Regions from separate parts of the Homo sapiens genome. Here region 2 is linked to region 1. A link is a contact called in ENCODE Hi-C or POLR2A ChIA-PET data. All regions are on one chromosome and are shown on one strand. Each heading gives the region's core, a stretch centred on a gene start or an enhancer-like site at or near the end of the contact. The rest is flanking DNA. Distances are from core to core; before and after follow the strand shown. Region 1 holds the start of GADD45G (growth arrest and DNA damage inducible gamma). Region 2 has its middle 150 kb from the start of MIR4290.

Region 1 (2,742 bases), core at 157-2,656:
AGGGCGCCGCTCCTTCCTGCCGAGCGCAGGCTGCTGAGTCACGCCTGCCCGGCCAGTCTGTCCTTCCTGGCCCTGAGGCCAACGTCCTAGCCTAGGCCTTCCTGGGCGAGCAGCCGCTCCAGACACTTGCAGAGTCCTCAGCTCGGACCAGCCTGGCCCTGCCGCCACCGGGCCCCTCCTCGGGAGGCCGCGCCTCCTCGCTCTCCAGGCGCCCCCCCCGCCTGCCAGTCTCCACGCCGCACTCGGGCACCCTCGGAGGGCCCCTCCACAGAGCCAGCCGCGCTCTAGGCGCCCCGGGGCGTCACCACGTCGATCAGACCAAGGTCCCCGCCGGGCTGTCACTCGGGGAGGGTGATGCTGGGCACCCAGTCGTTAACGCTGCGGCTCTCCTCGCAAAACAGGCTGAGCTTCTCCAAGGCGGGATCCTTCCAGGCGTCCTCGTTGGGGTTCTGCGGAGAGAGAGCAGGGTCAGCCTGGCTGGCCGCGGGCCGAGGCGGGAACGACACTGGGGCGGGGACAGGACGGGACTGTACTCACCGAAATGAGGATGCAGTGCAGGTCGCCCGGCGCACCCGCCTCCTCGCCGGCGCCCACGATAGCCGCCAGCCGCTGCACATCGCCCACGCGCACTATGTCGATGTCGTTCTCGCAGCAGAAAGCCTGGATCAGCGTAAAATGGATCTGCAGCGCGATGTCGCCCTCGTCCTCCTCACCCGCAGCCAGCACACAGAAGGTCACATTGTCGGGGTCCCTGCGAGGGCAAGGCGGGGACCTAGGTCAGAACCGGCTAGCCGAGTTCTCCCGCCGCCACCCCTCCCATCCGCCAGTCTCCTCGCCATTCACCCCCGCCCCTGTCTCCCAGCCTGGGCCGCGTCTACACTTACACGTTCAAGACTTTGGCTGACTCGTAGACGCCGGCAGTGAGGCAGCCCTGACGCTGCGCCGACAGCAGCAACTCATGCAGCGCTTTCCCGGCACCCTGCATCCTGCGGAGGAGCCAGCGCAGTGAGCGGGAGCCGGCCGGAGGGCGCGGCGGAGACCCCAGCCCCGGCCACCGGCACACACCCTTGGCTCCCCAACTCCAACCACACTCCAATCCCGGCTCAGCGCCTGCACCCCGGCTCTCCAACCGGGATCTGGCGCCCGGACCCCCGCGCTCCCCTCCTACCCCGCGGATTCCCACCCTGGAAAACCCTGACGGTCGCCGACCGACCAGCGGCTTTCTCAGCGCCCTGAAACCCACCTGGCTGTGCTTTCCGGAACTGTGTCCTGGCCGCGGACTTCTTCCAGAGTCATAGTGCGATCAACCAGCAGCTAGTTATCCACAAGCGGAGAGCGCGGAGGGGACGCGGGCGAACACACTGACAGCCAGAGCTCAGCACGGCGCGCCCACCACCAGCGAGTGCGCCCCTACTACGCTGCGCGCCCTTATATAGGCTGGTGGGTGCGGCGCCGCCAGCTGGCGCGAGGCTGCGCGCCTATTGGCCGGCACCCGCTTTCTGATGTAAATGAGGCGGCGAGCCAGCGGCTCGTGCCAGAAGGCCACGTGGGGAGGGGTGCGGGGGATGACAATGCCTCAAATCTGCCGCTTTTGTTGGGGTGTTACCAGGCAGACTGGAGCCTGCAGATTTCATCTCGCCTGGCTTTTTTTTTTTTTTGAAGTCCTTAAAAGGAAAAAGTAAAAAAAAAAAAAAAAGAAAAAACCCAACCCACAAAAACCTTGTTTGCTTATATGATGCTGCAATTTGCGAAAAGCACCTTTATAGAAGCAAAGGGATTTTTTTTTGCATTTTGTATTGCTACCTTTCTATTTGTTTCTTTTCTTTAATTTGAAGTCTATGAGACTGTTGCATTGGAGCCAGAAATTAAGGTAAAAACAGGTAGCGCCAGTTAGAGGCTTGCAAAAGGCAGTGGGCACAGCCCCCTGCAGCTGACCACTAGCGTCCCGAGCGCGCTGGTGATGCCTGCCAGGCATACTCAATGTGTACATTGAGCCGTCTCTGGAAGATCCCACCCCACCTCCCCGCCCTTGGCCGAGCGCGGCGGGGCGCGGGAGACGGGGGCGGGCGGGGACGAGCAGATTGCGGCCGGCGCACGCCGCTCGTTTGCATTTCTATGGAGGGCGCACAATAGCAGAGGTCTGGCGTGTGGCGGTTTGCTGTAGGGACAATCGAGGCTTTCTCTTCATAGCAACACTGTCCACCTGCCGCCGGGTGGGGTGGGCAGGACCCCGCCGCGCGTGGGGGTCGCCGGGCTGCCTGGCGCGTGGGGTCGAGGCTGAGTGCCACTCCGTGGTCCCTGAGTGCACGCCCCCAGTACTGGCCCTGCTACAAGTAATTCCCTTCCATCCGTTCCTCGCACGGGTGCCGAACAGCCGCGCGAGTTGGGAAGGACGGAGAGCTGCTGTGCAGTCTTCGCGGCTGGACGCCCTGTGGCCGGGACCCCGCGGCTGCAGCCCCTGGAGCTTAGGTAATGCAGCTCGGAATCTTTCCCGGGGCGCCATCTGCAGGCAGGTTAAAAAGATCCTGAACCCCTTTTGTCCTCCCCTCCCCCCAACACACACACCCTTGCATTGGCCTGGCGCGGGGGAAGGGCGGTGGAGAGGGACGGCCACGGAGCTGCCCGGCCGGGCCCAGTGAGCCCTGTCCAAGCTGCGCATAAATAGAACCCGAGTAAGGGCTGCAAAACGCATTCAGGTGGGACTGCAGTTACCCTGGGGAGTAGAGGGCAAAAGGAAATTCC
Region 2 (2,742 bases), core at 144-2,643, 270 kb before region 1:
TCACCACCACTGGAGAGGAGGTGGGATGTCAAGGAAAGGGCAGGATAGGGACCGGAGGATGGGCCTGCAGGGGCCTGCGGCTGCTTCCGGCAGCATCCCTGGACAGCTGTGCTGGGCCTGTTGGCAGGAGGGAAGGCAGTCAGGCCTGAAGAGGTGGGTGTGCATACCCCACAAGGTGTCATCAGCTCCCAAAACTTGAGAGACTTAAGAATGCACCATCACACCTGTGTGTGGCCACACATTTTGTTCTGCAGAACTCCTAGTGCTCTGTGTCTTGGGCCTTACAGAATAATCATAGCCCACGGCCACTTTGCGTGGACAGTGGAAACAGTGCCAGTGGGGTGCTGTCACAGCCACGGATGGCCATGCCCTTCCCAGCTGGCTCCTAAAGGACACATCCCCAGAGTTTCTGCAGCTCCAGTGGCAAGGTATAGCAGGCATGGCCCCAGCTGGCTCCCAGCTGCTCCAGGCCCCCTTGGCTCTGTGCCTCTGTACACGGTGTCCCTGTCTGCTGAACTGTTCTGTCCCCACTGAGTCATCCTGTAAAGCAGCTCTCCTATGTCACCTCCCCTCGGCTGTTCTCTGTGCCCACTGCCTCCGCTGCTCACTCTATCTCAGCATGCAGCGAGGCCCTCAAGAGATCCACCCACACAGCCACCTCTTTCCCGACTGTCATCCTCCCAGCTGCCCCACTTTGTTCTCCTGGTGGCCCTCTCCCTCCCCGAATCACCACTTCTGTTCACTATATTACTTAATCATTGGGTTTCAGGATGCACTTAGTATGTACATGCACAGCCAGAAGGAAAGCTGACTCTTCCTCTTAGAAGCCCAGGCTGGCCATTCTAAAGTGGTAACAATCTCCAAATAATTCCTCAAACCCCGATTCCTTCACTGCTGTGGACACACAACCCTGTGGAGATCATATTCCTTGTTTTAACTACGACTTAGCAGAAAAATAGAAGGTGAAAGTTCATTTGGGTTATGGATGTGATAACTTTTGAATACAAGGTCACCTCCCTGGTCCCATGACAGTCCCAAACCCAGGTCCACCTCAAGCTGGAGCAGAACCAGCCTCCTCCTTCTCCCTGCCTTCTCTGGGCAGAGACACACACTTGTCCCTTGGGGCACTAGGCATAGGTCTATTGGCAAGGACTCCGAGGCCGCTTCTGCAAAGCACAGAGCCAGGACCTGCAGAAATGGCCGAAGGAGGGTGCTTTTCCTTCATCCCCTTGTCATGCACACTCATTGGAAATTTTCTTGGGCTCCTTCCAAAATAATTGATGCTTTAGGAAGGAATAGACAGATCAACAATGTGGGCGGGATGCTGAGTTGGGTCCTGAGACTGGGGGCCTGGAGTCCATGAAGAGATGTGCTCCCTGAGGAATCTTGGTGGCAAATATAACAAGGCCAGCCTCAGGTGTGGGGTTGGGAGGCGAGGTGGGGCGCTTCTCCCTGGAAAGCAGCTGCTGCCTGCTCAGGCCTGGGGAGGAAATGAAGCTTTCTGCTCATTCACTCACCTGCCAGTATGCACAGAAGGCAAACGGGGAGACAGTTTGACCGAGAGAACCATCTGTGTGGGTCAGCTCAGGCCGTGGTAATAACGTGCCACAGATCTGGCAGCTCAAACAGCAGAACTGTATCGTCTCACATCTCTGGAGACTGAACGTCTAAGACGAGGCTGTCAGCAGGACTGGTTCCTTCTGAGGCCTCTCCTCGCCTTGCCGATGGTGTCTTCTCCCTGCACGCTCACATGGTCATCCCTCTGTGTGTATCTAATCTCTTCTTCCCAGGATACCAGTCCTATTGAATCAGGGCCCACCGCAATAACTTTATTTTACCTTACCTCTTTAATGGCCCTGTCTCCAAATACACTCACATTCTGAGGTCCTGGGTTCAACGCCAACATATGAATTTGGGGGAACAGAGTTCAGCCCATCCCATCACCCCAACCCTCAGCTGGAGGGCAGCATGTCTACCCATCTAGGAGGTCACCCTGTTTCTATGTGTAAGAAGTCCAGGTGGTTTTTGGGAAACGCCATAGCTCCAGCCTGCAATGGTGCATGGAGCAGGGGCCAAGGCTGCTGATACCCTGGGCTGGCCCCGTCTTCAACTTTAAAGCAACATATTGAGAGGCTCTCTGAACTGTACACCATGTTCTTGGCCACCTGACAAGGGGAGAAATAGGACAAAGAAAGTTGTGTGATGAGGCAGAGGATCTTCACAAGCACAGGGCAAGAGTGGGGTGGGATGGGGGACTGAGCTGATCCCCGGGGGGGATGAGGGAGTGTCACACCTTCCAGACCCTGCACACCATCCTCAGCCTGCTGGGATGGCCTCCTCCCCTCTGGAGCCAACCTATCCTGCACCACTTTCTGGGTACGTCCATGCTCGTGGGGAAAAGGAGCAGATTCTCTGGCCCTTAGGATACCTGAGCTTGTCCTAAGCAGCCAGTTTGGACCTGCACAAGCCTGATTGACTTCAGGATGTAGCCAGACCACAGATGGTGGCCTTCCTTCTTCGCTCTATGTCCTTTCTTATGCACGTGGATCTGAAGCCCTTTGCAGCAATTTTTAAAGGGAAAAACATAATTTTTTAAAAAATGGCATGGAGCAGCTGGGCGCAGTGGCTCACACCTGTAATCTCAGCACTTTGGGAGGCCGAGGTGGGTGGATCACGAGGTCAGGAGATCGAGATGATCCTGGCTAACACGGTGAAACCCTGTCTTTACTAAAAATACAAAAA

What was found. Hi-C counts contacts between places; a loop is a spot of excess contacts on that map. ChIA-PET counts read pairs that join two places held with the same protein, here RNA polymerase II (POLR2A). Pooled maps may share reads with other maps.
Region 2: a map of heart left ventricle shows a loop between it and region 1 (13-fold over the local background). The contact joins the enhancer-like site here to the promoter of GADD45G in region 1. A Hi-C loop is called at or near these places in 28 of 168 maps with a recorded cell type or tissue (CD4-positive, alpha-beta memory T cell, OCI-LY7, Right ventricle myocardium inferior and 12 more), 8 of 37 single-sample maps with no recorded cell type and 28 of 50 pooled maps. POLR2A ChIA-PET finds 5 or more read pairs at or near these places in 4 of 52 experiments (MCF 10A, RWPE1, SK-N-SH and 1 more).

The regions. Positions count from the first base shown.
Region 1 is chr9:89,603,676-89,606,417 of GRCh38, reverse strand. It overlaps GADD45G (growth arrest and DNA damage inducible gamma), which reads right to left and starts at 1,406. Exons shown (of 4, transcript NM_006705.4): 1 at 1,244-1,406; 2 at 885-986; 3 at 538-751; 4 at 1-449. The coding sequence starts at 1,296. The coding sequence ends at 339. LOC105376139 (a long non-coding RNA gene) reads left to right here and starts at 1,402. Exons shown (of 2, transcript XR_930105.3): 1 at 1,402-2,742. RefSeq lists a silencer at 2,037-2,086 and an enhancer at 1,697-2,595.
Region 2 is chr9:89,876,702-89,879,443 of GRCh38, reverse strand. No RefSeq gene overlaps it. Among named protein-coding and RNA genes, the nearest start is that of MIR4290, 150 kb to the left of the region's middle. Within about 2 kb of position 1,393, at least 11 of the 41 ENCODE cell types and tissues checked have a DNase peak (open chromatin) inside an H3K27ac peak, as active enhancers do; they include gastrocnemius medialis, heart left ventricle, heart right ventricle and 2 more, where a contact is called at or near this core.